Linked DNA regions of Mus musculus: regions 1, 2, 3, 4, 5 and 7 are each linked to region 6. The links are chromatin loops, found by intact Hi-C in ENCODE. Cell type or tissue: heart. All regions are shown on one strand. Links, peaks and the distances in the headings refer to the core of each region. The heading gives the core; the rest is flanking DNA.

Region 1 (4,375 bases), core at 211-4,210, 190 kb after region 6:
ATGGATGCCTGTGAGTTCTAGGCCACAGGGCTTCATATTGAGACCCTGTCTAGAAGGAGGAGGTGGGCGAGGAGGAGGAGGAGAGGAAGGAAGTGGGAAGAGAGGAAGAAATGGGCAAGAAGAAGGGCTGTAGCAGCAGCATTTCCTTGTAATCCTAAGTGCAGGAGACCCAGGTAGGAGCATTGCTTGAATTCCAGAGTTTAAGGCTAGCTTGGGCACTGTACTGGCTAGTTTTGTGTCAACTTGACACAGCTGGAGTTATCACAGAGAAAGGAGCTTCAGTTGGGGAAATGTCTCCACGAGATCCAGCTGTAAGGCATGGATTAGTGATCAAGGGGGAAAGGCCCCTTGTGGGTGAAACCATCCCTGGGCTGGTAGTCTTGGGTTCTATAAGAGAGCAGGCTGAGCAAGCCAGGGGCAGCAAGCCAGTAAGGAACATCCCTTCATGGCTTCTGCAACAGCTCCTGCTTCCTGACCTGCTTGAGTTCCAGTCCTGACTTCCTTGGTGATGAACAGCAATGTGGAAATGTAAGCTGAATAAACCCTTTCCTCCCCAACTTGCTTCTTGGTCATGATGTTTGTGCAGGAATAGAAACCCTGACTAAGACAGAAGGTTAGTGAGACTGTCTCATAAAAGGTAACACATGTCTGCTGTGATTTTGGTTAGAATTGAGTTGTTTTGGCTTGTTTTTTTGAGACTGATGAGCCAGCAGGGAAATGGAGAATTTTGCATCAGGTATAAGCTGAGAGGAGCCTAGTTCTCGTCTACTCTCTGTTCTCAGGGTTCCCAAACAATTCCCTCTGGCTTGTCACCACAGCTACTTTTCTGGGTTTGAGCCAGAGGCAAAGACTCTATTCATGGTTCTGACACTGTGAATCCCTAGGTGGTATGAGGACCTCTAGAAGGAGTGTGCTCAGCCTCAAAGAGGCAGGGTCTGGGCCTCCGGGTGGGAACAGAGCTGAGAGCCAACGATTCTCCACTGAGAGGTCAGTGTGTTCCTGTGAGGGGACAGCTATCAGTATAGACTCCAAGGCAATTGCTTTGCTAGGCCTTCTCTAGTAACCACGGGATGGAGGGAGTCTAGGCTCTCAGGATTCATAGCCCATAAAAACATGGGTGCCACACACAAGATGAAGGGGCTTGAAGCTACCCTGACACTGTAATTCCCAGCACAACCGGAACTCTGAGAAGAGCCATTCAGGACGAGACACTGTGATTCAGCGCCTGGGGGCTTGGACATTTAATGAGGTACCAGGAGCCCATAAAGATTCAGATAAGAATGATTTACCTGTTTAGGATGCCCAATCGGTCCCACACCTCCTTTAAAGGATGCTGCTGCTACTTCTCCAAAGACTTCTGAGCTGATGCAGAAAACAGCCAGTCCATGGGGCGCAGAGGCCCCAGACTGTCCAATTAGAAACCATCAGCCCTTTGCCTGTCTGAAACTCGACTTGAAATTTAGTCTGCGTGAAATCCTGAGAAGGTGATTAGGGCTCTGCCCGCATGAATACCTCCCCCATTTGTGTGACTAATGGATTTATGGATTAGCAGGTTCTCATTATCTCCAAAGCAGATCTTCAGTACAAATCTTTTGGCTGGGTCTCTCAAGAGCATCTTTCCTCTCACCATGTGGTACCCTGGGCCACCTTGGAACTTTACCAGCTAGAAGGCTGTCTATCAGCTGATACCTTGAGCTAAACCCAAGCCACAGGCTAAAATATAATCAACTTCCTTTCTTTAAAACTTAAACTTACCTGATCTGTAGTTTTGTATTGTTACTAACAGAGAAGAGATTAAGAAGCTAACCATAAAGAACTGAGAGATGCTATGAGTCAAAAGTTGGGAATGTCTTTATGGAAGGAGAAACTGGGGCCTAGAGAGACCAAGTGACTTTTTCAAAGTCCCACAGGGTTTGGGGTTGAAGAGATAGCTTAGTGGTTGCTCTTCCAGAAGACCCAGGTTCAATTCCCAGCACCCACATGGCAGCTCCCAGCTGTCTGTAATTCTAGTCTCAGGGGATCTGATGCCCTCTTATGACCTCTATTGGTACCAAGTATGCATGTGTTGTGCGGGCACGCACGAGCACACACACACACACAGTGTGCTGTCTGAGATTAGTAATGCCAGTGATAAGTCTGGTAGGGAGGGAAGAGAAGGTTAGGTCTCTGAGGGAAGAAGAGCCCGCACATTGCTTGAAACTAAAGAGCATGAAAACACAAAGTACCTTTTGGGGCTTTGGCTCCTGAGCATTTGAACTTCATTTTCCTAAATGCAAGTGTGTATTAGGGTATCTTCGGGATCTTTAATGTCGTCTCAGTCACTAGGAATAAGCCTCTTAAAATGTGGAGCCTGAGCTGTGAGACGGATTAAACGCTGCATCTGTGTTAAGCTGTGTGACATTCCCAGGGTCAGGAAACACAAGGGTGAGAACGAAGACACTGTGTGGGGATCTGAAAAGCGAAGGGCTTGGTGTGGCTGGCACCTTTGGCCTGAGCAGGGAATCCTAAATTCTGTTTACATTCGTGGATTTGTTTATTGTAGATCATTTATGCTTATCGTAAACAATAACAAAAAGAAAAAAACCAAAACAATAGAGGGGGTGGACCCTCATGCAGAAAGCAATGACTACCCATTACACTAGCCCAAGCCTCCCCAAAATAACTATCTTAAAAATCAGGACCAGCTTTCCCCATAGTGTGTGTATGCTCAGCAGTCTCCAGAGAGATGAACTTGGGTGGCTCTACAGTCCACCAAAGGCTGTGGCATAATTTATGAGCCTGTTTCTGAGCCATTTCCAACTTTTCAATATTACAAATAGCACAATGATGAATGCCTTGGTGTGTAAATCGTAGGCACCGCCTCCGATGGGCTGCACTCTGTTCTCAGCAGTGGGAGCACTGAGCAAAGGCTAGCTGTCCTACCCTTTGGCACTAGGCCCCAGGTCCTGCCCAGCCCCACCCCAGCTCTTGGCCTCAGCCTCAGCATCCTGGAAGATGACGTAACAGGATAGAGAGAAGGAGGTACCTGCATCTGGGATGGCTGCCTAACTCTGAGCCTTGACCAAGTGCCTCTGCCTTTATTGACCTCAGTTTTCCCAGCAGTAAAAAGGTTATTGGGTTTTTATTTTAGTTAAAAATTTTGTGATTAAAAAGAAAATCCATATAGAAGCTTAATATGTAAAACAACCGAAGGGCTGGAGATGTGGCTCAGTGGAGGGCACTCGCCTCAGGCATGTGAGGCCCTAAGGTTAATCCTTGGCACCACAAGCAAAGAAAGAAAAGTAGATAGAGAGACCACACATTTGAGGCTAGCCTGGGCTATGTGGCAAGACCCTGTGTGCGGACAAACAAACGACGATAACAGAAATCTAGCAGAAACAAATAAAACCAAGTGAGCGGAGCTGGGGTCAGACCTCTGCCTGAGCAATCATTCTTTCTCTCACCCAGCAAAAATTGATGGCTTTCTATGTTGCACTAGATGCTGGGAGGGCCTGAGCAATATGTTTAAATACATGGGCTGGAGTGCCGCAGGGCCTCGCTGACTTACCTCACTAAAGCTGACACCATCCTCCAGCTGTTTTGTTTTTTTTATGACATCCATCATTTCTATTCCCCATTGTCTGTTGCCCTGCTGCTTGAATTGCTCCAGGCTCTGTGTGTTCTACTCACGGTCCTGTCTGATTCAACCTTGACGAGTGAGTGTCCCCCAACCCTAGCCCTCGTGGCTCTCAGACCCTTCACATCCTGCCTGGGACCTGTGGCCTCCGTCTACTCTAGAAAGTCCCTCCGCTGTGGTCACTGTTGGCACACAGCCATCAGCTGACACCAGTGCTGAGCTCCTAAGACACGTGAGCAGCCTGGTCTGTGTCAACTGCTTGGTTCTCTTAACCCAAACTGCCATTTTACAGAGGAGAAACCTGGGCTTGGGGTGCCAGGCGCTCCCCAGGCTGTGGTCTACAAGACCCCCTGTACTCACCTTAAACTTCCACAGGCTGGAAAGACCAAGACTCCTACCAGGTCTTCATGAAGCTGAAGAGATGTCCAGTATCGATGTGTGTCTTACTGTGTGCCCACTTATCTGGGATCCATCAAGGTACCCACACCTGGGCCCCAGGGGTCCAACACCACACCCCCAGGAAGAAAGCCCCTCAATGGAGGGGCAAGCATGATTCTGTCCTCCCCTCCCCCAGGGGGACCCATGCCATGTACCTCTCTGGAATTGCAGATTCTAGAGTGAGATGACTGTGACAGTTATAGCTGATCCAGAATGGAAGCCACTGTCTCTGGGAGCCTTGTGAATGAGGTCATCAAATCATTTCACCTGCTGTCATTCAAATCTTAGCAAGGATCAGAGAGAGTCGGCGCTTATGAAGTT
Region 2 (4,375 bases), core at 126-4,125, 440 kb after region 6:
GAGAGGCAGAGACAGACAGAGAGAGACACAGAGATAGACACAGAGACACAGGGAGAATCTCTAGGCATTTCTCCACCATCCCTGGCTTGTACAAGTCCTACAAGTCCCAGAAGTGGAATTACTGTATCCAGAGAGGCTCTTGGCAGATAAGTAAGTGGTGCTCAGAGTCCTCACGCCGATTGCAGCGTGATCCCAGTAAAGGAAGGTGAAGAAGATATCATCTCCTCTTGGCCCTCAGCGCCTCCGGCAGCTCCTTCCAGGGGCTCCCGGTCTAAAATGTCAGATGACATCTCCTCTCATTTCAGTGCTAGCTGAGTGTAGGGGTTTATTGTTTTTATTTTTAGCTTTAAAAAAAGACTTCAGGTCTCCTGTAACCCAGGTTGCCCTGTGTTCCAAGGACAGCCTGAACTTCCGGTCCTCCTGCAGGTGCACCCTACACCGGCTTATCTTTTTTTTTTTTTTTAATTTAAACTGTTCAGCTGACATGCACTAGCAGCAGATGATTGTGGGTGTCATATGACACATCCCACCCTCAGACTCTGTGTAGTGACCAGAGCTGGGCCGTGAGCCAGCAGTCCTCTCAAACACTGGTCAGCTCTTTGTATTGGGAGCAGGCTCGATCCTCCCTTCCAGCTATCTGGAAGCATCCAGTGCATTACTGCTGAGTGTGGCCGCTCTCTCTGCGCTTCGTAACACTCACCTTACCCTCGTCTGCAGCTGCATCCCATGCTCCCTCTGCTCCCATCCTTCCCGGCCTCCAGACTTCCGTGGGGCCAGTTTTTTAAATGTATGTGCTGTCTGGCTTATTTCACTCAACCTGATAGCTACAGACTCATTCCTGTTGTTGCAAATGAAAGGATTTCGTTACTTTGTTTTGTTTTTTTATAACTGAGTAATATTTCATCACATACACATGCCACATTTTCTTTACCCATTTTGGGCACCTCAGCTGATTCCATACCTTAGCTACTGCCAATAGTTCTGCAGAGAACATGGGAACAAACATATTTTCTTTCCTTTAGATGCACACACCCAGGAATGATGTAGCTGAGTGTGGCAGTTCCGTGCTTAGTCAGCTTGTTTATTTTTAGACAGTGTCTTACTATGTAGCCTTGGCTAGTTGAGAACTCACTGTGTAGATCAGGCTAGCCTCTAACTCATAGAGATCCTCCCTGAGTAGAGGGTTGTGCCACCATGCCCAGCTCTGTGTAGAGGGTTGTGCCACCATGCCCAGCTCTGTGCTTAGCCCTAAAAAGGGCCCTCTATCCTGTTTGTCTCGGTAGCTACAGTCTTTATTTCCACCAACACTCAAGCATTACCGTCTCTTTGCATCCTCACCAGCTCAGTTACTCCCCGACCTTTGGGTTCCCCAGGGAGGCTCCACACTGATGAACATACCTGTGGCCCACTTAGGACTTCTTCTAAGACATGAAAGCCCGAGAGGCTCAAGAGGAGAGATGGCTCAGCAGTTAAAAGCACTCACTGTTCTTTCAGAGGACCCAGGTTCAATTCCCAGCACCCCACATGGTGGCTTGTAACCATCCTTCAACTTCAGTTCTGGGGACCTGACCCTCCTCTGGCCTCTGCTGGCATCAGGCAGGCACACATACAGGCAGGCAAAGCACCAATCTACATTAAATACATACATACATACATACATACACACACACACACACACACACACACACACACACACACACACACACACACACCAGGTCACTTGCCAATTTTGAATTCTAAGTATTTTTGAAATCCCTCTTTTTTTCCAATAGCAGCTTAGTTACCAATCTTTAGATGCCACTCACTAGTCCTGTAGCCTCTCTTTTTATATTGACTTCATTTTCTTTCTCTTCCTGGTCATTGTTCAAGTGATTTTTTTTTTTTCTTTCATGTAGCTTTTTACTGTGGTGGCTTGTGTTCAGCCATCCCCTGCTGGTGTTCTGCCACTGGATCGTGACCACGCTCAGCTAGGAGTTCATTTCTACTCCTAAACTGCAGAGGGAGGAGACAAGAGTCTACATTCCCACACCGCGGGAGACACAGCCACACAGTTTTATTTCTCTCTGTCCTCCGTTTGGATTTTGTTTGGGGCTTAAGTTATTGCCGGCTCAGACATCCTATTCTATAAAGTTCAGACAACCAATTTCAAGGTACTTACCTGGCGATGGAGCACGATGGCACATTCTTCTATTCCTGTTGCTTTTAAACCCTTCTTCATGGGTTCCTTTTTATTACCTGAGAATTTTTATAGTGAAAAATTTTATTACCTGAGCGTGTTTGTAATGGAAAATAATTTTCAGTTCTTGTGTTTATACATATGCATTGACTACATTATTAAATGAAATATTACACGCGAAAGCATTTGGTATTTATATATTTAAAATAAATATTTACATATTCAAATCCCCAGAGCTGAGGGATAGCAGTGTGTTCTGCCAATCCCTTGGCAGTCCTCTTCCTCTGATTTTTTTTCCTTGGAGAGCTCGCCCCCTAGCGTTCACTCATGAGAGGACCGGTGTTCCCTCCACACCCTTGGGAGCGAGGTTCATTGAGGTTCCTGGCTTTCTCGGGGCAGTTTTTCCTTCAGTGTCCTGTGTTTTAAATGGGTGCTCATGTGGAGAATTCCATGACCCTGTGCCGTGAGCCTGGCTGTAACTGATGCCAAGGGCTGGTTTTCAGTGGGGAGAGGAGGAGGAGAGCGTTCTGCCAGCTGGGGCCCTTCAGTGGCTGACCCCAAGTGCTACATCTGGTCTGGCCATTGCCCTTCTCTCTGTGACCCATGCATCATACTCCTGGAGAGGCAAATAGATGGTAAGGGCTGGGAGTGTGTGTGTGCGCGTGCGCACACGCGTGCGCGCGTACACGTTATTGTGACCATGTGGAAGTCAGAGGACGACTTGCAGGAGTTCCTTCTCTTCTTTCACCATATGGACCCTGGGGTTTGAACTCAGGTTGTTAGGCTTGGTGGCAAGCCCCTTTCCCAGCTGAATATCTCAATGGCCCTGCTCTTGCTCCCTGAGTGGGTGTGAAGCTTGTTCCATGAGGTCCTGTTGTCTACTCTACGGTCCTGCTGATCTTTTCTCTTTGATCTTGTCTCAGCTCTCTGACAATTCCCTTTTGCTTTCAAGTATGGCTTCTTCCCTTCCCTTTCTTTCTTTCTTTCTTTCTTTCTTTCTTTCTTTCTTTCTTTCTTTCTTCCTATCTTCCTTCCTTCCTTCCTTCTTTCCTTCCTTCCTTCCTTTCTTTCCTACATGTAAGGTTTTGTATGGGATGGAAAGACTGATGTTTTGTTGTTTTGTTTTAAAATTTATTTCATTTTATGTATGTGAGTGCACTATAGCTGTCTTTAGACACACCAGAAGAAGGCATCAGATCCCATTACAGATGGTTGTGAGCCACTATGTGGCTGCTGTGAATTGAACTCAGGAACTCTGGAAGAGAAGTCAGTGTTCTTAACTGCTGAGCCATCTCTCCAGTCCACTCTTTTTTTTTTTTTTTTTTTTGGTTTCTTTGAGACAGGGTTTCTCTGTGTAGCCCTGGCTGTCCTGGAACTCACTCTCTAGACCAGGCTGGCCTCGAACTCAGAAATCTGCCTGCCTCTGCCTCCCAAGTGCTGGGATTAAAGGTGTGTACCACCACTGCCTAGCCCACTCTTACATTCTTAAGAGCCAAATCCTGTCTTACCTTTTCTGGACATTTCAGATCTGTGATGAGACACAAGCACAGGCTGCTAGGAGTTTAAAGAGTTCCAGGGGATAGATGTGAGTGTTTCTGCTCTCCACTGAGACCTCTGAGCGAACAGGGGTCACTGCTTGTGAGATGGATGCTGAGGAGATGGCTGGCTGGGTGTGCTGGAGTCAAGAATGCAAGAGCTGAAGTCAGAGAAGTGATGGAGTGGTGGTGGCCATGGTGGTGCCATGGAGTTAGTGTAGCAGGAACAAGGTGTGATGGAGCCTAGGAAAGAGGGGGTCCCTTGTTAGGGAAAATGTCCCTGTGTTTCTGACTTGCTTTGTCCTGAGGACATCTGCGGTGTGCAGTCTAATGGCTCCCCCCTGCCCCCCCTCCCCCGCTCCCTCCTGTTCCCCCCTGCCCCCCTCCCCCACTCCCTCCTGTTCCCCCCTGCCCCCCCTCCCCCGCTCCCTCCTGCCCCAGCACTTCATTGGTGTTTCTGACCTCGGCTGTGAAAACCCAGGTCCACAGACTAACTTCCTTCCTGGGAATCAGTGATGTTTCAGTCTCACTCTCCTCCCTGCATAGGACCCTTCCGGGGCTCTGGGAAGATGGAAAGGACTCCAGTGAAGGGTTTTCATGGCCATTAGTTTTCCTTAAAACGTGAAAAAGTCAGACATTTCTGTAGTGTTCTGTAAAAAGAACT
Region 3 (4,375 bases), core at 116-4,115, 130 kb after region 6:
ATCTCTAAGCCCACTTCCAGTGACACTCCATGGGGGAGGTGCATTCTTGTTCAAACTACCACCAGTGGCTTTGGTGGCTCTTGATTATCAATCATCCGGACTTTAGCACCATGAAGTAACCTCATGAAGAGGCAGGAAGAACTTCCTCACATTCAAGGGACCCACATCAAGCGGGCATGGGGTGCCGGCTCCTGCCTTCTATTTTCTTGTTTGAGGCGGGGTCTCTCATTGGGCGTGGAACTCCAAGCTAGATAGCTGGCGAGCTTCTAACTATTCCCCACCTCTCCTTTTCCACAGGAATTCTGGGATTATAGATGTCAGTTCTGCCCCCCACCTCCACACCCCCAGTTTTCATGGCTCCTTGAGCTTCATGGAAGAGAAATAATGGCTTTGCTTTTCTGATGTCCCAACTCTGCCTGTCAGGTTTGGATTGGGTCTGGCCCTTCATGTTATTATTAAAGGACCTGTTGTAGAAGAGGGGCATTGGGCTGCAGTGAACATAGGCTAGGAAGCAACATTAAGTTCAAGTCCTGGCTCCCATCTCTGGGCCATTGTAAGTATCACTTACTACTCCTAGGGCCTGGTTTTCTCCTTTGTTATTATAGATGCTGCCAGCTTTGTAAGATCACGTGTAATATAAGCCAAGACTCTCCCAGATCACCTGATCAATAGCCAACATAATTTGGCAGCAGTTCTTGAGTCAAAGGCGATATAACAAAATGTCTTATTCTTCCCGATGCTCTCAGGTTCACCTTTCTTCGAGTTCCCTGTTCCAGGATGCTCCTGTCCCCACCTCGCTGCATTGCTTACCTTTGCCTTCATAGCCTCTGCTGTTTTCAGCCTATCCATTTACTTTGCACCTAAGCTCATTGAAGTTGGATTTCTGTAACTTGCAACAAAAGGGCCTGGAGAATTGCAGGGGGGTGGGGGAAGGAGGAAGAAAAAGAGGAGGAGGAGGAGGAACATATAAGTCTTAGAGTAAAACTTTAGGGCAGAGCATTGCAGAGAGGACTGACAAAGGGTTTAAATAGGAAGAAGGAAAAATAACAAGGACGCCATCTTCTTTTTATCGTCTGTCTTAGGGTTCTTTAGCTCCTTGGGGATGTACAGCTTTAGCCGTAGTTGGTTTTGTTTTTGTCATTCTGGGGAACAGACTCAGGGCCTGTGATGGTTTGTATATGCTCGGCCCAGGGAGTGGCGCTATTAGAAGGGGTGGCCTTGTTAGAGTAGGTGTGTCACTGTGGGTGTGGGCTATAATACCCTCATCCTAGCTGCCTGGAAGCCAGTATTCTGCTAGTGACCTTCAGAGGCAGACGTAGAACTCTCAGCTCTTCCTGCACCATGTCTGCCTGGATGCTGCCATGCTCCCACCTTGATGATAATGGACTGAATCTCTGAACCTGCAAGCCAGCCCCAGTTAAATGTTGTTTTTATAAGTGTTGCCTTGAGTGCTCGCTTCAGCAGCACATAGACTAAAACTGGAATGATACAGAGAAGATTAGCATGGCCCCTGCACAAGAATTACTTGCTGATTCATGAAGCATGATATACATACATACATACATACATACATACATACATACATATATGTGTATATATATATATATATATATATTTTTTTTTTTAAGAGTTGCCTTGGTCATGGTGTCTGTTCACAGCAGTCAAACCCTACCTGTCACCTACTTGCCTGTCACCCTACACTCGCTAGGTAAGTGCTATACTGCTGTACTGTGTCCCTCAGCCGTCCTTTTCATCTTACTTCTGACTGCCTGTTTCTTTTCAAATGCATTTTTTTTTGCCATTTGTTTTCACAATACTTCTTGCCTTCCAAAGACTGTAAAATATGTTCTCTGTAGAGGCCTACCACCTTCACTCCCCACCCCAGCTCTGAATTCTTAAAGTTCTTGGAACAGCATAGTCAAAGCTCAGTCATACTCATTAATTTATTAACTTACTTATTTTTAGACAAGGTCTTGTGTAGCCCAACTGGCTTCAGATTTACCGTGAAGCTGAGCTTGAACTTCTGATCCTTCAGCCTCCATCCCCCCGGTGTTGAAATCACAGATGAGGGTCTTCGTGGTATGTTTATGTGGTACCAGGGGTTCCAACTCAGGGATTCATACCTGTGGGAGTGTTTTGATTTCTTATCGTGAGCTACAACTTACATCCCCTCTGTGTTCCCCCTTCCCGGATTTATCACCCTTGACTGGTGCTCGCTGCTTAGGAATTGATGGATTGACTGCCCCATGGGGAGGCTGAAGTTGCCAGGGGCAATTAATTGGAGGAGTAGGAGTGAAGAAGGGGATGCCACCCACATACCCGCAACCAAGAATAAGGAAGCCTTTCCAGAAAAAATAGTCAAGATAACTCTTAAATGTGCTTGGCACATGTAGGCCCGCCCAAATCGCAGCCATGCTGCTCTCTTGTGGACACAAGGGGGAGGCAGAGGGCATATGCCAGTGCAAAGCCTCCTGTGGCAGCTGTGGGGTCATCCAGTAGGCTATCTGCGTCCTGGAATCCTGGAAGGCAGAGACCTTGGCTTGGGTGATTTACCAAAGAAATGGGGTAGTCAGAAGGTTTGGCGACAGGTGCCTGGTCAATAGTCATCTAAGAATATGAGCTGGACTCTAATAACGAAGCAGAATAGGGCTGTGAAGCCAGCTCAGTGGGGAAGACTGTCACCTATGGGGCTGCCACAGCCATCTTCCAGTAACTCGCCAAAATGACGAACACAAAGGGAAAGAGGAGAGGCACCCGGTACATGTTCTCTAGGCCTTTTAGGAAACATGGCGTTGTTCCTTTGGCCACATACATGTGAATCTACAAGAAGGGTGATATTGTAGACATCAAGGGAATGGGCACTGTTCAAAAAGGAATGCCCCATAAGTGCTACCACGGCAAAACCGGAAGAGTCTACAATGTCACCCAGCATGCCATGGGCATCATTGTCAACAAGCAGGTTAAGGGCAAAATTCTGGCCAAGAGGATCAATGTGCGGATTGAGCACATCAAGCACTCAAAGAGCAGAGACAGCTTCCTGAAGCGGGTGAAGGAGAACGACCAGAAGAAAAAGGAAGCCAAAGAGAAGGGCACCTGGGTGCAGCTGAAGCGCCAGCCTGCGCCACCCAGAGAAGCACACTTTGTGAGGACTAATGGAAAAGAGCCTGAGCTGTTGGAGCCCATTCCATACAAATTCATGGCCTAATGGACACAAAGAAATAAAATACCAGCACCAGGGGGAAAAAAAAAAGAGTGTCACCTATGGAATGGAGAAGGCATGAGTTCAAATCCCCAGCACCCATATAAAATGGGTGCATGGCCATACTTGCCTGTAACCCTAGCACTATGGGATGGAGACAGGAAGGTCCCAGGAGCTAGCTTTGCAAAAACAGGGAGCTTCAGGTTCAATGAGAGACACTGTCCTCCCACCCCCAATAAGATGAGAGAAATAGAGGAAGGATGCCCAATGTCCTCTGGCTTCTGTGTTCAACACACAGGGTATGCTTGCCAGCAATACATCACATACCCCAAAGTAGAAAGTGGCAAGTGACCATCAAAAGCTTCAGCTAAACTTTAGAGACAAAGGGATGAGAACTTAGTAAAGAAGGCAGAGGGGAAGAAGTCTGTGTCTGTAGTGAGGAAGGCAGAGTCTGGGGTATAGGAATCTGAGAGTCTCATTCCTTAGCTTGTAGGTCCTATACCCCCAAGTCTGTGCCCCTGGTTAGTGCTTTGAATGTGACCCAAGCAGTGACCTCATCTTCTCTGAGCCTCAGGTGTCTTATCCCACTTACACAAAAAGGATTGGTGTCTAGAGACCCAGAGGCCCGCCCTACCTTTGCGTGGGACTCAGTGATAATCAGGGGCCTTCCAGCTTAAGTGGTCTCTGGGGTGGCTTGAATAAATCAATTCAGATGCTCACAAAAGCCTTTCTTCATTACCCCTTCCTGGGTGCAGCTGCTCTCATTAAAACTTCTTATGGGCCCTGACCCATTGGTCCAGTGTTGTTCAAAAACCTTTGTAACAGCCAAGGCAGTCCAACTTTTAGACACACTCCACAGCCTGCTGAAAAATGTGATTAATTTTTCTCTTAACATAGGTTTGGGGGCATTTTTGTAGTTCACTTCAAGACAATTTTGCTAATTTAATTTCCAGTGGTTATAATTTCTGAGGAGTTCCTTGATGCGGATGAGACCACTAATTGCTTTCAAATATAACAGCTGCAAAAAAAAATTATTCTTGCTAAATCAAACAGTTCCTAGAGCTGATACAAGGTAGGATTTCCTGGATTTTAGTTCCATTTCATTAGGAAACTTTTGTTCTGTTTCAGAGTCAACCAGAATGCCTTTTTGCTTCGAAGGATGGCTTTTGAGAGTCT
Region 4 (4,375 bases), core at 153-4,152, 190 kb after region 6:
GGCAGTTACTAGTTCCAGCCCATTTAGACTTTACAGAAAGAGAGCACTGAGCAGTTGAATGCCCCATAGCTCTGGTCACATCTGCATCGCTGTGACCAAAGCCCATGACAGAAACAACCTGAAGGAGACCTTGTTTTGGCTCACTGTTCCAGAGAGCTCATCTGGCAAAGTATGACAAGCAGCCAGCATTACGGCAGCAGGAGTGTGCTGGCGTGACTGTTCACAAGAGTAGTGGAACAGGGAGGGGGGAGGGGAGGAAGGAGAAAGAGGGAGAGAGAGAGAAAGAGAACGAGAGCGAGAGCAAGCGAGCAAGAGAGAGAGAGAGAGGGAGAGCAGGGGCTATATATAACCTTCAAAGGCCTTCCCCTAGTGACCTACTTCCAGTTAGAGTCCTCAAGGCTTCAGAGCCCTTTAAAACAGTATAACTCAACCTAGGAACAGGCATCCAAAACAAGAGTCTCTGGGGACATTTCAGACTCACATCATAACCCTGGTCTACTGGCTGGTGAGGACAAGACAACTCCAGCAAACCCCGTTTGTCCGGGCACCTAGCCTACTCAGCAGAGCAAGAATGAGGGTCCTATGACCACCTCCCCTGACTGCCTGCCAGACCCCTATTCTCCCACCGTACAAGAGGGGAAACTGAGGTTGAGAACTTGAGCAGAAATGTGCAGTAAGTCAGAGGTAGGACTGGAAACTGCTCTAGGCTTCTTATCACACTCTCCCAGTCCTTCTGAGGAGTGGCCACCGCTGGGGGTGCAGCACAGTGGAGCCAGGCTACTAGTTCATTTTCTGTTGCCATCATACAATGTTCAGACTGGATGAAAGAGATGAAAGACTGGATGAAAGACTGGAAGAGAAAAGGGGCTTATTTGGGGTTACAGTTTTAAAGATCGAGTTACATCCAGTGATGCCCTTCTTGCTGGGAGAATCCTGAGGTGGTACAACGTATTACACAACAAGAGACAGGGGACTTGTATGGGTGTCTTCTGGGCTTTCTTCCTTTTATGAACACCAGGATAAGTGATGGGGATTCCAAGCTAATGACCTCACTGAATCCTAGCCACCCCCCCAGATGTCCTACCTCTGTACACCGTAGCTGAAATAAATTTCCACTTTAATATTTCACAGTGGAGATTAGACTTCAATACCTGAAATAGGGCTGGGGGGCAGATACCACATCTGAATCAGAGTGCCTAAGCTGGTGGGAGCCCAGCCCAGAACTTTCTGTGCTCTCCCAGCCTTGGGCCCCTGACGTGTTTGTAGGAGAGCTCACAGAAACCTCCTGAGAATGATATTTACTGTCATAAGCTATTTATGTTGCAGTTTAAAAGAGTTCTTGTGTTACCTTACATATGTGTCTATGTATACATAGAGAAAACTATTTATACTATGTATCCATTACAACACATGGTATTAAAACCAGCTCCCATAGCCTACCACCTATCTTGGGACCAGAATTTTCCTGTTAATCTTGCCCATGTCTGATGTCTTTCCTTTATTTTACCCTCTTGCCTCTCTCAGAGGTGAACACATCTCACATTTTGGTGTTTTCATTTCCTCTCTCTTTTGTGATCATCTAAGTACCTATGCCTATATTGCATAGCTATAGGAGATCTGCTAATTTACATCCGACCTTCAGAAAAGTGTTATCCAGCTGTTCACTATTGTCTTCTGTGAGTTGCTTTTTTTTTTACACTTACTGTTATCCCTGTTGATACTTGTAGCTTACTCCATTCATTTTCCATGCTGTATAATATTTTGTTTCAAGAAATGTTACATAGCATTTATTCCTTTTTGGTGATGGGAATTTCTGGATAGCATAGTGCATGATTAGGGAACCTGGTTTTCGTTGTCTTCCCAACTCTGCACCAAAGGATCCTCTAGCGCCCCCTCCTGGAGGAGTCAGAGTGTCCCCCCCCCTCCCCGAAGAATTTACACAGGGCGGGGCTTGTCAGACTAGGCTGGGTAAGAGCGACTAATGAGAAGTATATGATCCTGGAAAAGCCTAGAAGGTCTGAAGGTGGCCAGAGGGACACCTGTTTTTCAAGGCTGGTCCTTGAGGAACTTCACTGTGGCCTCTCATCTTCCTGCCACAGAAGCCCATCTGTGCATGAAGCCCTCTCTCGGCTCTCTTCTGTGCCTTTTCTGCCTCTTCAAACCCATCCTGTTCCTTGGTCTTCACCTCTGATCTCTCCAGTTGAAGGAATCCAAATCTCCTTCCTGAGGGTGGCAAGCCTGCTTACTGGCAGCACAGATCTGAGAGTGGCAAGCCTGCTTACTGGCAGCACAGATCTGACGGTGGCAAGCCTGCTTACTGGCAGCACAGATCTTTGGTCTGTGACCCCTTTGCTTGCTCAGAATCCTGAATTTACTGGAAGCAATGCTGAGGTGTGGGACTAGAGTCCCCAGCTGGGCAGTTATCATGACATGGTCCCTTCCCAAGTTCTCTGTGTGTGCATTTTGATCTATGTAGCTCACACTCCATATCGCATCTAAAGTTTTGTTGCTTTTGAGACGAGGCCTCTTGCATTTTCAGCTCAGACTGGCCTGGAACTCATGCAGCCCAGGTTGGACTTTAAACTTTTTTAATGGTTCTTTGAGATGGTGTAGCTCTGGCTGTCCTGGAATCTCTGTAGACTAGGACAGTCTCAAACTTAGAGATCTGCCTGCTTCTACATCAAAAGTGCATGCAACATTTTTTTACATTAATTAATTATTCAATTAATTGTGTGTGTCTGAGGACAGATTTTGAGAGTCTATTCCTTTCTTCTACCTATGGGGTAGAAGACTATCAGACTTGGAGGCAAGTGCCTCTTACCCACTCAATCATTTCATTTGCCTCTCAGGTAGTTTTGAACTCATGAAGATTCGTGTGCCTCAGTCTCCCAAATGTTGTATCTGATTTTTTAATAAGATGTTTCCCCTGTCAAGTTGCTTTCTATCACCAAGTTTTTGTTGTTTGTTTTGAGAATAGGCTCATTTGGCCCAAGGTGGCCTCAAAATCACTGTGTGCTGTCAAGGCTGATCTTGAACTCTTGATCCTGGTGCCTCCACCTCCAAGAGCTGGGAGGGTCATTATCCATGTTAATGGTCATACATGGTTCCATCACATGCCTTAAGGAACTGGTGTGTGCAGATGGCCCTTGGCTTATGTCCGGGGAAAGGATGATGATGCCCTTTCCTCCCTGGCTCCTGTGCACAGTGCAAAGTGCGATACAAAAGCCTTGCTGGAGCTGCTGTGCACAGTGCTCTGTGCAGTGTGGGTCTTGCTGGAGCTGCTGTGCACAGTGCTCTGTGCAGTGTGGGTCTTGCTGGAGCTGCTGTGCACAGTGCTCTGTGCAGTGTGGGTCTTGCTGGCTCTGCAGCAGCTGCACTGAGCCATGCCGTTGTTTCCTTTCCCTTCTTGTTCACATTCCCTTCCTGAGAAAGACCAAAATGCATAACTAATGGTGTGGTTACTGCTGAGAACCTGCTAGTAAGGTTTAAGTGGCAGAAACAATCCAAAAGAGCTTTGGCAGGGAAGAAAGAGAGAGAGAGAGAGAGAGAGAGAGAGATTGAGAGAGAGACACAGAGAGAGGGGGAGAGAGAGAGAGGGAGGCAGGGAAGAGAGAAAGAGAGAGGGAGGGAGGGAGAGAGAAAGACAGGGAGAGGGAGAGGGAGAGGGAGGGGGAGGGGGAGGGGAGGGGGAGGGGGAGGGGGAGGGGGAGGGGGAGGGGGAGGGGGAGGGGGAGAGGGAGAGGGAGAGGGAGAGGGAGAGGGAGAGGGAGAGGGAGAGGGAGAGGGAGAGGGAGAGGGAGAGGGAGAGGGAGAGGGAGAGGGAGACTTGCATGGAGGATAGGAGGGACACCTCATAGAAGGGTGGATGAATGGCTGGGCCTTAGCAATGGGGAACAAAGATGCTGTTACCATAAGATAGCTGCTGTGTTCTATGTCAGCTATATCCTTCTTCTCCCTCATCAGCAAATTGGTTTCCTCTGCTTCTCCTGTCCTTGGAGCAGAGGACAATTGAGACTATGCCCAAGCTTTGGAAATGAACAGTCACAGAAATCAAGACTGGTCCTTCTTCCTCTGGACTGGGCTCCTCCTGTGCTGTGAAGGGGAGTTGGCAGTTGATCCTGGAATATCTAGGCAGGCCGGATGGGACAGGACTATGGAAAGATCATTTGGTGTATGGTTTGTTTTACCTCTCCTTATATTTTACCAGCACTGTACCATGCAGACACTTTTTTTCTTATATTGAGTTATTTTCTTTGGACCAGTTCTTTGGAGTGGAATGAGTGGGTTGTCTGTGCATTTTCATGATGTTTGATACTATTGCCAAATCAACTTCAAAGATTCTTTTCAGTTTTGCAACCACACTGCACCAGGGCAG
Region 5 (4,375 bases), core at 75-4,074, 350 kb after region 6:
CCGATGATGCAAGATCAAAAGCCAAGGTCACCCTGGGCTGCATAGTAAGCTCAAGGCCAGCCTACAGGAGACTTTGTTGTGAAAACAAACAAACACCACATCGAGCAGGCAAGCAAAAACCATGAAGGGGTTGGGGTGAAGCAAGCCACTTTATTCTCATTTACAAACTGACTCCACAGTTCAATTTCCCACCCACCGAGCACCTGTTCTCCCTTCTCCAAATCTTGAACTCCTGCAAGCTGCAGTTTCTCATTAGGACAGAGAACTCTCCTCTCAGCCCAGAGAGCCACCTGCTACAGGATTCTAGTAATAAAGATGAATAGTTATGTGCTGTGAGGAACTCACACCCCCCAGCCACAAAACCAGCCTGACATGCCAGTCCTGATCACACTGTGGGCCAGAGGGAAAGCCTCTGCGTCTCCAGGAAAAGGTCCCTCCTCACTACAGTGTAGTGTGTCAGGAATTTGGTGACATCTCCTGACTTTTAGAGGTAAAGCAAAAAAAAAAAAAAAGGGACTCAGAAGTGAAGTCACTTGTTCAAGGTCACACAGATAAGCAGTCAGATTTGGTTTCAAAATCAACTTGCTGTTTGAAAATGTGGCCTTAGGTGGAGGTCTCCCTTCAAGGTCACCCGGGTGGACTCCACTCTGGCAGGGCTAATGGACGATAAACAGAGGTCTGGGAGTGCTGGCAGAACAGAACTGAATTGCACCTGACACTTGAAGGTAGCTGATGGACAAGTGATTCACACCAGAGCCACAGTTTACATTGTCCCTGTAGTGGCTTCTGGGGAGTGGGGCAGGCAGTTAGAATATTCCAGTCCCAGCGGGAGGCACAGGGGCAGACTCTTAGAAGGAATTATTAACACCCAAGGAATTCCTTCGGAACAGTAGGGGGGAATAAAGATTCTTAAAAAAAAGGTCTAATAGCAAATTTTCTGGATTTTCCAGCTAATTTGAAGGTACCTACTTGGAACATTTTCTTGTCAGAAAAGATTTTAAAATACATTCATTCAGTGTGACATGATAATTGGGCCTGGCTGTCTGATGAATGCCTTTTATCTCTTCCTGAGCTATTGTTCAGTGGGATGGAGCCGATGGGCTGCAGGCTGCAGCCAGCACTTGGTTAAATGCACTCACAGAGCCACTTTCAATGATTCTGGTCACAGGAGACAGCGAGACGCGAGATGGAAGCTTATGTGAGCAAGTGTCCGGAAGAGGAGGACATTAAGTGGTTAGAGAGGGCATTTTCTCGAGGCACACATGAGAAGACCAGGGTCCAGGGAGCTGCCAGTGCCACTCAACATAGGGGTTGCATAGATCTGTGTCTCCTGAGCCAGACCCCAGGTCCCTGTATCCTACCTCTTGAGGGGGTCTGTGGAAAAGATGCAGCAGTGGGCAGCTTACGTCTGGGAGACACTGCCCGGTCAGTCCCCACCTACCCCTGACCTCCCCTGCACCAGAGACCCCGCCCTCTGAGCTGCACAGCAGGACTGGGTGGCCCCAAGGGCTGTGCTTTCCTGGTTGTGTGTTCTTAGCTCTGCCGCTTCATGGAAGCAGCTGTCTTTATGGGCCCTTTTTCCTCTTGCCTTTCACATTTTCCTTCCTTTAACCATTTTGTTTTTACAAAGGCAAATTTCCAGACCTGGCCACCTGACAGTCATCTCCACCTTTCTTTATCACCCCTAAGAAAGAGGGGTTTGTTTGGATTTTTTTGTTCTTCAACTTTACGCCATTTCTCCCCCATCCATGTTTTTCTGTTGAATTTGCTTCAGAAATTCTTTGTAGGAACCAAAGGCGCTTTAGAGCGTCTCGGAGCTTTCCATATGTTAATAAGGTGTTTGTAGAACTGTAGCTGGGGTTTCCTCCTTGTCAGAGCAGGGCTATCCTTCCTTTTAAGAGACAGCTTGTCCTCAAAAATGCCCTTCATTAACATTTAACGAATAGTACAGTTTCCGTTGGGATTAAGAAGTTGACATTTCCATTGTTTTTCTTAGAAAACAGCACAACATTAGCCATGCCCTCGAGGGACTGCATTTTCCACCAAAGTGAGATAACAAAGGCCTGGGCAAGGAGTCCTTACCTGGCTGGGTGTGTTGCTATTTAGACATGCGTGTCTGTCTGCGGCTCTTCCCGTGCATAATCGCATCTCTGCATCTGAATGTGTGTTTATGACATTTTACACGTGGCTGTGATTGTCTGCCAATAGGTAATTGGCTATGTATAAATCTGGGCTGGTGTGTGTGTGTGTGTGTGTGTGTGTGTGTGTGTACTATTCACAGTTGTGAATGTGTGCTGTACCTGACTGTGTTCATGCATACATTTGTCTGCATATGTTCTAGGGTGTCTATGCACATAGAGAGATGTGCAGACTTATGTGGAAGTGGGTGCTCTGGGTCTGGGAGTCTGTGTCCCCAGTGCCTGGGTGTGAGCTCCTGTGTGTACAGAAGTCTTTGTCCTGTTTGCTTAAGTGTTTGGGAGGCCCGAGGATGCCCAGCTTTGTGTTCAGAGCCCCTTATAAACATAGACCCAGCGCCCTCCGGTGGACGTTGTTGGAATGCAGCCACAAATAAAACAAACTGGCATGCTCAAAATTATGTCCGATTCAAAATAAGAGTTTCTGGTTATGTGCAGGGCAAAGCTTCTGGGGTTTTCCTTGAGAAAGGGTGTGTGTGTCCAGGCTTATGCTCCTGGATTAGGGTACACGCTCAACAGAGAATGAAGATAGCAGGCTCAACACAGGCAGCTGTCTCATGGTGACATTGTGAAGGGGCTCTTTTTCTGGGGTGGGGACAGGATCACTGGGCTTCCTCTCAGCCAGAAGGGTCAGAAGCGACCTCGTGTGCACACTCCTGAGAGCTTGCATGCTCTATCAGCCTCCTTGGCACCAGTTCAAGGGTATCTCTAGCCCATTGCCCCTCAGGTACCTTATAAAATCCTCCTAGTCTAGGAAAGGGGACCTTCAGCAGAGATGGTATGTATGCTTGTTTCCTATTGCTGTCAGAAAGCATGGGTCATCAACTTAGAGGTGAAAGTAGGTCACCTGTCTAAAACGGAAGAGCAGATGTAGTGGCTCGTACCTGCAAATTCATGTTTGGAAGGCAAAGACAGAAGGGCCACAGCCTGGGGACTGACTATGCCTTCAGCATGCTGGCCTTTGAGGGGACAGTCAAGATCAGAACCATAACAGCAGATTATGTAGTTGTAATAACAATACTTGCCTTATTGGGCCATTGAAGGAATACCAGGAGACAGGAGAGGGTTTGGTGCAACGACAGGGACATTCCACAGCACACATGGGGAAATTACAGGGTTTGTATTCTCTCCCTCTACTATCCTGCTTCTGAGGACAGAACCTGGGTCATCAGGCTTAGAGGCAAGAACCTTTAGTTGCCAAACTACATCACAGGTCCTGTCTTTCTAGTTTTGTTTTGTTTTGTTTTGTTTTTGCTTTTCTTCCTGGGTTCCAGGTGAGCAGGCTTCTACCACTACGTTCTATGCTGCCAACATAATAGAGCCAACTCTATTTGTCACGGGACAAAACCGTGAGCCAGAATGAACCTTCTTGGTAATCCAGAGCCTCTGCCACAGGCACAGAAGCCTGACTAACACCTCTGCCAACCGGAAATGATACTCTAGCGTCACATGCATTACACATCTCCGCAGTAGTGGAGACAGACTTTGAATCCCGCATCATCAAATCTCAAAGGCACGCTCTTCTCCACTAAGGGATATTGATATAAGACTCAAATCTCTGTCTTACAGACAAAAAACAAGGCATTTGGGGATAGTCTGACAGGCATCAATCAACGCCTTGAGAAAAATGTGTGCACGTGGTGGGCAGAGCAAGAATGTCCAATGCAGGAATAAAAACATGAAAAAGTCAAGTCTATTAAGGTTTTATAATCATTAAAATCATTCTTTAGGCATAGTCTGGAGACCATAGATAGTCCTGTATCCACCACTGTCCACAGCTGTGGAGGCATACACCTTTAATCCCAGCACTCAGGAGGCAGAGGCAGTAACATCTCTGTGAGTTCAAGGCCAGCCTGATCCATGTAGTAAGTTCCAGGACAGCCAGAGCTACTTAGTGAGATCCCACCTCAAAAAAAAGAAAAACCAGTTTCATATTCCCTTACTTCCAAATGCTGCCTGTCTTTGCCCCTGTGTTTTCCAACCCCTCCCTAGAGTCTCACCCTTTACAACCCCAGCCCAGTTTATAGCCATCCCTTCAATTTTGCCTTTTCCAGAATACTACAAATGAAAATACAGATGACCTTTTAATATTTTGGGATTTTTTTTTAGATATATTTATTTATTATTTGTAAGTACACTGCAGCTGTCTTTAGACACACCAGAAGAGGGCATCAGATCCC
Region 6 (4,375 bases), core at 274-4,273:
ACCTATGCAGTGCTGGGATTACAGGCCTGAGTCTGTGTGGTGCTGGGGATAGAATCCACCGCGTCATGCACGCCAAGCAGATATTCTACCAACTGGACTACTTCCCCAGCCACCCTCCTTTCTTAAGTCGTTGAGTCTCCAGTGGCCCAGGATGACTAAACCCAGTATGTAGCCAAGGATGACTTTCAGCCCTTCACCTTCCTACATTCACCTCCCAAGTGCTAGGTGTGTGCACACCAAGTCGGCTAGGCAGAGTGGATTTAAACAACAAAGATGGGGGTTGGGGGTGCTGCTCTGAGCCTGCATCTCTACGGGGACCTAAGCTGTCCCTGCTTCCGCTTGTCAGTCATCGTTCAGGCGAGAGCATCTTTGATCTGTAAAAAGGTCCCCACACTCATAGTTTTGAAAGTCTCTGTGTCTTGTAGACCTTCTAGCCATTGAGGTTACATGGCTGCCATGACCTGGCTGATGAGGACATCCCTGCGTGTGTAACACTCCTGATAACCCTGTGGAATCTCTGACTGGCTCACATAGCTGCAGAGGCAGAGTGTGAGCTAGGGGTGCTGTGTCCCCCCTCCCTCTCCCCCCCCCGAGAATCAAGGCTCTTCTCTTCCCTCCTCTGCTTCTGTACCCATGAGGGCACAGCTCTTCTGAGTGTCTCCAGGTCTCCCAGCCCCGGCTCACACTGCCACTGGGCAGAGGAGCTACTGCCAGATGGAAGTCAAATGCAAAGGCACACGGAGCCAGCCGGCGGCAGCCAAAGGGATGGATCTGGTTCACCTAGTACCTTCCTGTACTGAGCACTGTATGCTACCAATGCCTTAGCTGGGGACAATTAGTCACCCCCACAACCTAAGCCCAGGCCTCTCCCACTCAGCACCCGCTGGAACTTTAGTTCTCTGTTGGGCGGGAACTGCTAAGCCTGTTGTCTCACTTTGTAAGCAAACCTGAGTTTTTAAGGAAAAGGTCTTCAGCTTCAGATGTAACCAGGAAGCTTTTGTTTAGGGGCGTTTTCAAATATTCAGTGGAAAGCCAACTGCTTCCCAGGAGGACAGAGGCACCTGCAGATGGGTCCACTCTCTCACCATAATGCCCTTCTGTAGATGGGTCCACTCTCTCACCCATAATGCCCTCTGTACACTTCTCTTGGAACAACAACAACAACACAACACAACCAACCAAAACCAGAAAAACAAAACAAAACAAAAAACCAAGCAGAAAATTTCTGAATGAAGATATTTCCTCACAGGGCTGGCTATATAAAAACTTCAATATAAGTTAAATAAATTAAAACAGTTTATCACAAGCCGATGGGAAAAAAAGCCTGTGCCTTCAGGGATTTAATAACAGAAAGAAAAAGGACAGGGCCCTCTTAAGTGGAAAGTGAAGGGATGAAGCCTGTGGTGGTTTGTATACACTTGGCCCAGGGAGTGCCACTCTTAGGAGGTATGGTCTTGTTGGAGTAGGTGTGTCACTGTGGGCATGGGCTTCAGACCCTCATCCTAGCTGCCTGGAAGTCAGTCCCCCACTAAGCAGCCTTCAGATGAAGATGTAGAAATCTCAGCCCTTCCTGCACCATGCCTGCCTGGATGCTGCCATGCTCACACCTTGATAATGGACTGAACCTCTGAACCTGTAAGCTAGCCCCAATTAAATGTTGTCCTTGTAAGAGTTGACTTGGTCATGGTGTCTGTTCACGGCAGTAAATCCTAAGACAAAGCCACAAGTGCAGAAGGGCTCCATTTTGCTTCAAGTAAAACTACTATACTTGTGCCTGGAAGACAGGGGCGCTTCTTCAGGACAGGAAACTGCATCACTGACAGTAATTGTTGTCTTCTTTACATTTTTCTGAAATACGAATGTAGTTTGTTGAGAACATTTGAGTTTTATAATCAGAAGATTGAGAACTTGGGGGAAGTGCCACACGAGGATGCTATGAGCTGAGCTGTTTCTCAGGCTGCTTGCTCTCTCCCACCAGCCCTGTTTCCCCTCGGCCTTGCTCTCCCCAACTCAACCCTGCTCTTCCCCCTCAGCCCTGTTTCCCCTCAGCCTTGCTCTCCCCAACTCAACCCTGCTCTTCCTCCTCAGCCCTGTTTCCCCTCAGCCCTGCTCTCCCCCATCCCGATCCTCCTCCCCCCTGATCCTCCCCCTCAGCCCTGCTCTCCCCATCTCAACCCTGCTCCCTCAGCCCTGCTTTCCCCACCTCAACCCTGCTCCCTCAGACAGACCTGTTTCCCCTCAGCCCTGCTCTCCCACCTCAGTCTTGCACTCTCCCCTGATCCTCTCCCTCACCCCTGCTCTCCCCACTCAGACCTGCTCTCCCCCCATCCTCCCACTTCCCCTGCCCTCCCCCTTACCCCTGCTGTACCCCCTCAGTCCTGCTTTTTTCCTCAACTAGTGAATCTTCACAGCTTTGTGAGGGTGCACTAAGGACTGGGAGCTGCAGTGAGAGGCAGGCAGTATCTCAGCTCCACTCAGGAATTCCTGTACCTGGGTTGCCTGCCGACCTCCCTCCTGTAAGAGCCACTTCAGATCCTCTTCCTGTCTCTCCAGCTAGATCACCCGTCACCCACCTCTTCACCCTGGCAGCCACTCACTCATCTGTTCGCCCCCCCCCCCCCCATCTCTTCCTCCCAGGGGTTTAGTTTTACCTCCATTTTGCTTTTTCTGAGGCTTGACTGTAATGCAGACAAAAGGCACACGAGGGCACCAGAGCCATGCTGGTAATGGCCACCCGGTTAGCCTTCTTTGGAAACTGTCCTCCAAAGCAGAGGAATGGGAGGGGGGGGGGATGGAGGGGGGATGGCAAGCCTGAGGGGTTCCCACTCAAGAGGGAGACAGTGAGGGGAAAAAAATCCAAACCAACCAACCAGCCGCCACCACCACCAACAAAACAGCTCACAAACTCAGATGACTCCGTCAGTCCCACCCCAGCGTCCGAGAATGGCAATGGCCAAAGCGATTCTCTAAGCTCCTGGCACAAGGATCCTAGAGGATCCACTTGCCCTGAGGCTTTGGCAAGCCTCTGTCTCTCTGGTCCTCTAGCTCCCTCCACCCATTGCTTCTGTGAGGAAGACGTGCCTTTCCCTCCTCAGCTGGCCCCACCCACAGATCTGCATCTGTTTTATGCTCCATGTTTGTTACACACACACACACACACACACACACACACACAATTTGTTTGTATATCTATGTATACACATACATACAAACAACTCCCCCAGAGGCTGTAACACACACAAATATGTACACATACACATACAAACACAAACAAACAAAAACTCCTCCAGATAAGAACAGTGAGGTAGTGAGGTGAAGTACTTTCCTTCCTCTTAGGACATCTGGTTGCACATCAGTAGCACTTGGGTCTTGGCTAAGCCCAAGAACATTTTCTGTCTCTAGGTCCTTGTGCTAGGATTTGCCCTTTCCAGACCAGCATTTCCTCTGTGTGCGCATGCGTGCATGCCTGGGGCCTACCATTGTGCGGAGGGAGAATGAGTCCTAGGGAGGTCTGTTTTGGGAGGAGGCAAGGTTACACCCTTGAGTAGGAAAAGCAGGTGGGTTCTCCCCCGGGAGGTGAGGGCCCCTGTCACACTAGGGCCCTCAGTGCTGCTCTGTATGTGATGGAGGGGCTTTATTGCTTCAGAAAGATTCTAGGCTGCAGAATGATGCTAGCATGACCATAGTGTCAGGGCAACCGATGGAGTGGCTCAGCAGCAGACCACTTGTCTAGCATGCTCAAAGCCCTGGGTTCCATCCCAGCAATGCAGGCTCCTGTGCCTGTGTGCACGCGCGCGGGCACACACACACACACACACACACACACACACATACACACACACACACACACACACACACACACACCAGCATCCCTAGCACTTCATAATATCAACCTTCCATGGAGGAAATGGCCCTTCCTTTTGTCATGGCCTGGTAATTTACTTCCAACAAAGCCCCAAGAGACCAGGAAACAGCACTGCAGTGCCCTGTCCAAGTCTCCTGTTGGTTCTCACACCTGATACCTCTACCTGGAACAGCCACACCCCTCTAAAGTCCCTTGTGAACTCTTGCTTCTTCTCCAGGGCCCACCATGCCCTGACTGTTGTAAACAGACCCAGTCACCCATGTGTCCCTGCCTCCACACCCCTGCTATGACCTGTACTGTGTCCAGTTATTTCTTGTTTATTTTTCCCACCCAGGAAACCCCCCAAGTCCAGAGGTGGGGTTCACTCACCTCAATATCCACCAGAGAGCACTCAATGGATGTCAGCTGAGTCCATTTTTTTCCATTTAAGAAGCACATAAGGGACCCAGCTGCCTCATCTAGAGGGAGCTAGGGTCCTTCTCTCCTGAAACTGTCCCTTTGAGGGATGGC
Region 7 (4,375 bases), core at 261-4,260, 400 kb after region 6:
CAGCCTGCGTCTGCCTCTCAGGTGCTGGGATTAAAGGTGCGAGCCACCACTGCCCAGCCAGTGCTCAGGAGTTATTACCCATACTCTGACCCCAACTCCACGGGGGGAGGGGGGTGTACTACCAATCCTGCAGGCCTAGCTACACAGTCAAGTCCTAAACAAGGGGTCTGTTTGTCTCTGACCATTTGCCTTAGGGTCCAGGAGTCTACCGAGTCTGACCAAGGGAAGGTCCGTTCTTGTCTCTTCACTGGTGACTTGGGGAGAAGATGCCCTGCTTCTCCTGGTTGTAGAGTGACTGGCCATGGAAGGAAAAAACAGTTACTGTGGGGGCCTGATGCGTGAGCAAGAGTCAGGGGCAGGTGTGGCAGACAGACAGCTAGATGAAGAAAGCAGGAAAGAAAAATACCACCATTCTGGGGCCAGCAAACCAAACAGTACGCAAGGGCCTGTGCCCACGAGGACACAGCTGCAGTAAAATCAGAGAACAAAGGGAGAGAGACCAGAGAGGGACAAGGTTGGTCACACTATAGAATCCAGGGGCAGAAGGCCACAGAGAAGAATTACAGGCGGTATGAGCAACCCTGTAGGAATCAAACTCAGCCAGACACAATGAAACAGACCTTGTCCAGCCAGTGTCTGAGCACTAACATGAACATCCAGCCTCATTTGCATACCTCTTGGAATGGAGAACTCACTGCCTGCAGAGCTGCCACCCCCCCCCCCGCCCCCAACCCACCCCCCCTCTGCTCTTCGGTGAGCTCCTTCTCAAGGCAGCTGCTTCTGTCCTCTGTCCTTCAGCACCTGATAACAGGGCTGGAGCCCCTGGAGCAATGGCTCTCCAGTGAGCTGAGTACAGCCTGCCTGGCCCGTGCTAGGCATCTGCCCCTTCCAATCAGCCACACTTTCAGCTCCGCCCACATGACTGTTCTTCAAAGGGAAGTCCAAACCCATATCCTAGAATGCAGCCAGCGCTCTGGTAAAGCCCCCTAACTTCCAACACTCCCTGAACAGAGCCTTGAGACTTCCAGCACTCCCTGCAGCCACCAACCCACATAAGGAGTTGTCTGGCAGAAGCCCCATCTGCCACAACAAAGAGGGGCTAATTTATTCACATTCTCCTCCTGCCAACGCCTCCTCAGTGACACAGGCGCTCGCACAGGCAAGCATGTCCCCAAACGGCTGTGGGACGGTCATACCACCTCTGATTCCAGGACCTTCAATGGGTTCCAGGGGGAACGCTTCGTCAACGCGTTTCACTTTTCTTCAAGTCAAGTCATAAATTTTAAATGAGACCTCATCGCTCCCTTTCAAACCTAAATGAATAAACCAGTAAATTACATTTCCTGCATGCTCCCTGCGAGCCTCCCGCTCCCGCTCTTTCAATAACTACAATTAAGAAGGGCTGTCTGGGGGAGGCTGCCTCTGCCAGGGCTTTCCCGGCAGGAAATGCCATTTCTTTTACAAAAGAGTCCTTCTGCTTTCGGTGTTAAAGGGACCTTACCCAATGCATGTAGGTATCTATAAATTTGCATGCTGCACAACTCATTCTGGTGCGCAGATCCATGTTGGACGGATGCAAACCTTTGGCATACAGTTGGGAAGTCACCATTGGAACCAGGGCAGTTCTGTGACCTTGGACGATTTCCTCAGGCTGTGGGGTGTCAGTAATCTTCTTTTAATTTGAATATATCTGGCATTAAATTTGCGTTCTTATCCATAACAGTTCTGCACAGTTAACAACCACCATGAATAGTTACATTGTTGTTGGCTGCTTACAGCAGGTAACTCCTCCCTTTCCAGCAATATTATCAGATGCCAGCAGGGGGCGCTGCTCAAGCTCAATGGTGGGGGAGGTATGCTCTCTTTTTGGTTCTCCAGAACAAACGGCTTAACTTCTCAATCTTAACACTATGCTGCCTTTACCCAGGAGGGCTCTTCTGTACCCTCACACCAGCCCTGAAAGGTAAGTGTTCTAACTCCCATTTTATATGAGAAAGTAAAGCTTAGAAAGGCAAAAGACCTGGAGGAACTGGGACTCAAATTCATGCCATGGTTTTATAACATCCAATACTATGTTAAAACCATTGTTATCTTGGTGGCTCCATCCCAAGAAGGGTTCCCAGGCAGAGTGGTTTGCTGGGAGGCCTCACAGCTCACAGGGTACAGTCACACGGTCATGACCTACGTCAAGAGGACACAGAGCAAACTCAACAGAGAGGAATGTCAGGGAGCAGAGCCAGGCACCAAACCAGCTCCTGGGAAAATGACACAGGGCACAGCCATGTCCAGAGACACAACGGTGAAGTGCTGTCTAATGGAGAAGCTCACGGGAGGTCAGGGCTTTAGCAGGGGCTAATCACACAGGTATTGAATTCTGAACCTACGCCTCAGATTCCTAGATGGTTGGATAAGTAGCCCCTAACACTCATGTGCTGGAGGCTGAGTTCACAGGCTATGTGACTGTGGGGTGACAGTCTCTTCAGGAAGCAGAGCCCAGCAAGAGGTCTTTAGGTCACCAGAGGTGTGATCTCAGAGGGGACAGTAGGGTTCTGGTAGCTTCTCTCTTCCACTTGCTGGCCTGGGGGGTGAGTTGTGTGCTCCACCACACACACCTGACAGGTTGTGCTGTTCTTGCCAGGGGGCTGAAAGAGAACATGGGGCTGTATGTAGATTCTGACCCGGATCCCTCAGAACCATGAGCCAAAGCAGGGCCACTCTGTCACGTTCACTGCAGGTATTGCTCCGTGATGAAATGTGGACACAGGTGTGGACCACATTCCGCAGTGTAGGAAGTGCCCACCCCCACTTCTGGGAATGGCTTCCAGAAGTCCGGGTCCCCGGAAGCCAGCCACAGGCCAACCTTGCCAGTTGATCATTCTGAAGTGACAGTCTCAGGCCAGTTACTTAGGCTTTGCTCTGCACAGGGAGAGAACACTCCACACATCACTTCCCAGTGAGGCCCACCAGTGACAGCCCATAACCCTTGCAGGACAGACAGCTCCAGTCCTCACAGTGCTCTAGTGTGACCGCAGGCTGCGCAGGGACCAGAGGCAGGATAGCTGGTATGATGGGTGTGGTCAAGGAAACCCACTTAGGGTTCTGTGTATGCTGTGTACCCAGTGCTAAGCTTTAGTCCCAGCTCTAGCTTTTTTTTTTTTTTTCCCTTCGAGACAGGGTTTCTCTGTGTAGACCAGGCTGGCCTCGAACTCAGAAATCTGCCTGCCTCTGCCTCCCAAGTGCTGGGATTAAAGGCGTGCGCCACCACTGCCGGGCCCAGCTATGATTTCTTCAGATTGGGTACAGGTGCCCATCCTCCTCAGAACCTGAGTCAGTCCTTGGCTGGCTGGCTCTGTGGACTTGGTCTGTGGCAAGACAGAGTCTTCATAGTAGAAGGGTAGAGTACAAGAAAGCTGTTCACCTAATGGCTGTTAGGAGGTAGAGGGAAGATGAAAGGTGGCTCCTGGGACAAGACTTCCCCCACCAGGGCATGGCTGCCCACTTACATTCTCTAGTTAAGCCCTACCTCCTGAAGACTCCACCACTCCCAACAGTGCCATAGCTGGGGATTAAAGCTTTAACACACAAGTCTTCCAGCCATGGCATCCCCCCTGCCTGCCCTCCACAGGCAGATGTAAGGAACACTTGAAGAGCCCTTGCAATCTGCCACGCTGTCCTAAGGAGGGACCCAGGGACACAGCAGCTCATGTTACCTAGACCAGGCCTTCCCATTGTGCTTGCTTGAAGCCCTCTGCTGACCTCTGCTGACACAGCCTATCTGGTGATGCCAGAGGCCATGACCCTTAACCATCAGAATCACCATCACTCGGAGAAACTGCAGTGGCTCAACGTCCTGCAGGCTGGAGATGGATGACAGCCATCTTCAAAGATCCCAGGACCTAGCATCTCACCTTAGTGTTATCAGGGCTGTCATCATGCTAGAAGGAGCAGGTTTTCCTTCCAGTCTACCTTTTACTGGAATAAAGTGGCTTTCCTGGAAGGCCAGCTCTCGGCCAGTCCAGTCTTTTTTTTTGTTTTTGTTTTTTTTGTTTTTGTTTTTTTTGTTTTTGTTTTTTTTGTTTTTGTTTGTTTTGTTTGTTTTGTTTTTGAGACAGGGTTTCTTTGTGTAGCCCTGGCTGTCCCGGAGTTCACTCTGTAGACCAGGCTGGCCTCGAACTCAGAGATCTGCCTGCCTCTGCCTCCCAAGTGCTAGGATTAAAGGCGTGCGACACCACCGCCTGGCCCAGTCCAGTCTTCTAAATGGATCATTTTCATCTTTCTAACTCTGTCCTATTCAGTGCTTGCTCCCTTCTGCTCACACTCAGCCCAGGAAATTCACAATGGTACAACCCCATCCATCCCAGGGCAAGACACCAGG

Evidence for each region. A loop is a pair of places that touch in the nucleus more often than their neighbours do. Peaks named below come from ENCODE experiments on the same cell type or tissue, not always from the same donor. Only the 100,000 strongest peaks of a DNase experiment are listed, where the experiment ranks them.
Region 1: it touches region 6 in a loop (5-fold over the local background); 32 of 42 quality-filtered maps call a loop at or near these places.
Region 2: it touches region 6 in a loop (12-fold over the local background); 18 of 42 quality-filtered maps call a loop at or near these places.
Region 3: a loop joins it to region 6, with 5 times the contacts of the local background. A loop is called at or near these places in 12 of 42 quality-filtered maps.
Region 4: it touches region 6 in a loop (6-fold over the local background); 32 of 42 quality-filtered maps call a loop at or near these places.
Region 5: a loop joins it to region 6, with 8 times the contacts of the local background. A loop is called at or near these places in 29 of 42 quality-filtered maps.
Region 7: it touches region 6 in a loop (3-fold over the local background); 9 of 42 quality-filtered maps call a loop at or near these places.

Annotation. Positions count from the first base shown.
Region 1 is chr4:45,602,967-45,607,341 of GRCm38, forward strand. No RefSeq gene overlaps it. Among named protein-coding and RNA genes, the nearest start is that of Gm12408, 35 kb to the right of the region's middle. In heart, for the core only: no CTCF peak of the experiment used is centred there; no DNase peak of the experiment used is centred there; H3K27me3 peaks cover 271 bases.
Region 2 is chr4:45,853,480-45,857,854 of GRCm38, forward strand. All of the region lies in intron 1 of Stra6l (STRA6-like), which reads left to right. Among named protein-coding and RNA genes, the nearest start is that of Stra6l, 6.7 kb to the left of the region's middle. In heart, for the core only: a CTCF peak has its summit at 2,495; no DNase peak of the experiment used is centred there; H3K27me3 peaks cover 809 bases.
Region 3 is chr4:45,547,295-45,551,669 of GRCm38, forward strand. It overlaps Gm22055 (a small nuclear RNA gene), which reads left to right and starts at 1,449; the gene lies at 1,449-1,555. It also overlaps the pseudogene Gm12411. In heart, for the core only: a CTCF peak has its summit at 2,426; no DNase peak of the experiment used is centred there.
Region 4 is chr4:45,610,408-45,614,782 of GRCm38, forward strand. No RefSeq gene overlaps it. Among named protein-coding and RNA genes, the nearest start is that of Gm12408, 27 kb to the right of the region's middle. In heart, for the core only: a CTCF peak has its summit at 1,875 (motif pointing left); no DNase peak of the experiment used is centred there; H3K27ac peaks cover 290 bases.
Region 5 is chr4:45,769,323-45,773,697 of GRCm38, forward strand. No RefSeq gene overlaps it. Among named protein-coding and RNA genes, the nearest start is that of Gm12409, 7.3 kb to the left of the region's middle. In heart, for the core only: a CTCF peak has its summit at 2,553 (motif pointing left); no DNase peak of the experiment used is centred there; H3K4me3 peaks cover 339 bases; H3K27ac peaks cover 1,926 bases; H3K27me3 peaks cover 1,885 bases.
Region 6 is chr4:45,415,788-45,420,162 of GRCm38, forward strand. The region is part of intron 2 of Gm46852 (a long non-coding RNA gene); the gene reads left to right. Among named protein-coding and RNA genes, the nearest start is that of Gm46852, 8.6 kb to the left of the region's middle. In heart, for the core only: a CTCF peak has its summit at 2,704; DNase peaks (open chromatin) are centred at 2,614 and 2,981; H3K27ac peaks cover 951 bases.
Region 7 is chr4:45,818,456-45,822,830 of GRCm38, forward strand. All of the region lies in intron 1 of Igfbpl1 (insulin-like growth factor binding protein-like 1), which reads right to left. Among named protein-coding and RNA genes, the nearest start is that of Igfbpl1, 6.2 kb to the right of the region's middle. In heart, for the core only: a CTCF peak has its summit at 1,817 (motif pointing right); DNase peaks (open chromatin) are centred at 916 and 2,196; H3K4me3 peaks cover 1,351 bases; H3K27ac peaks cover 3,481 bases; H3K27me3 peaks cover 568 bases.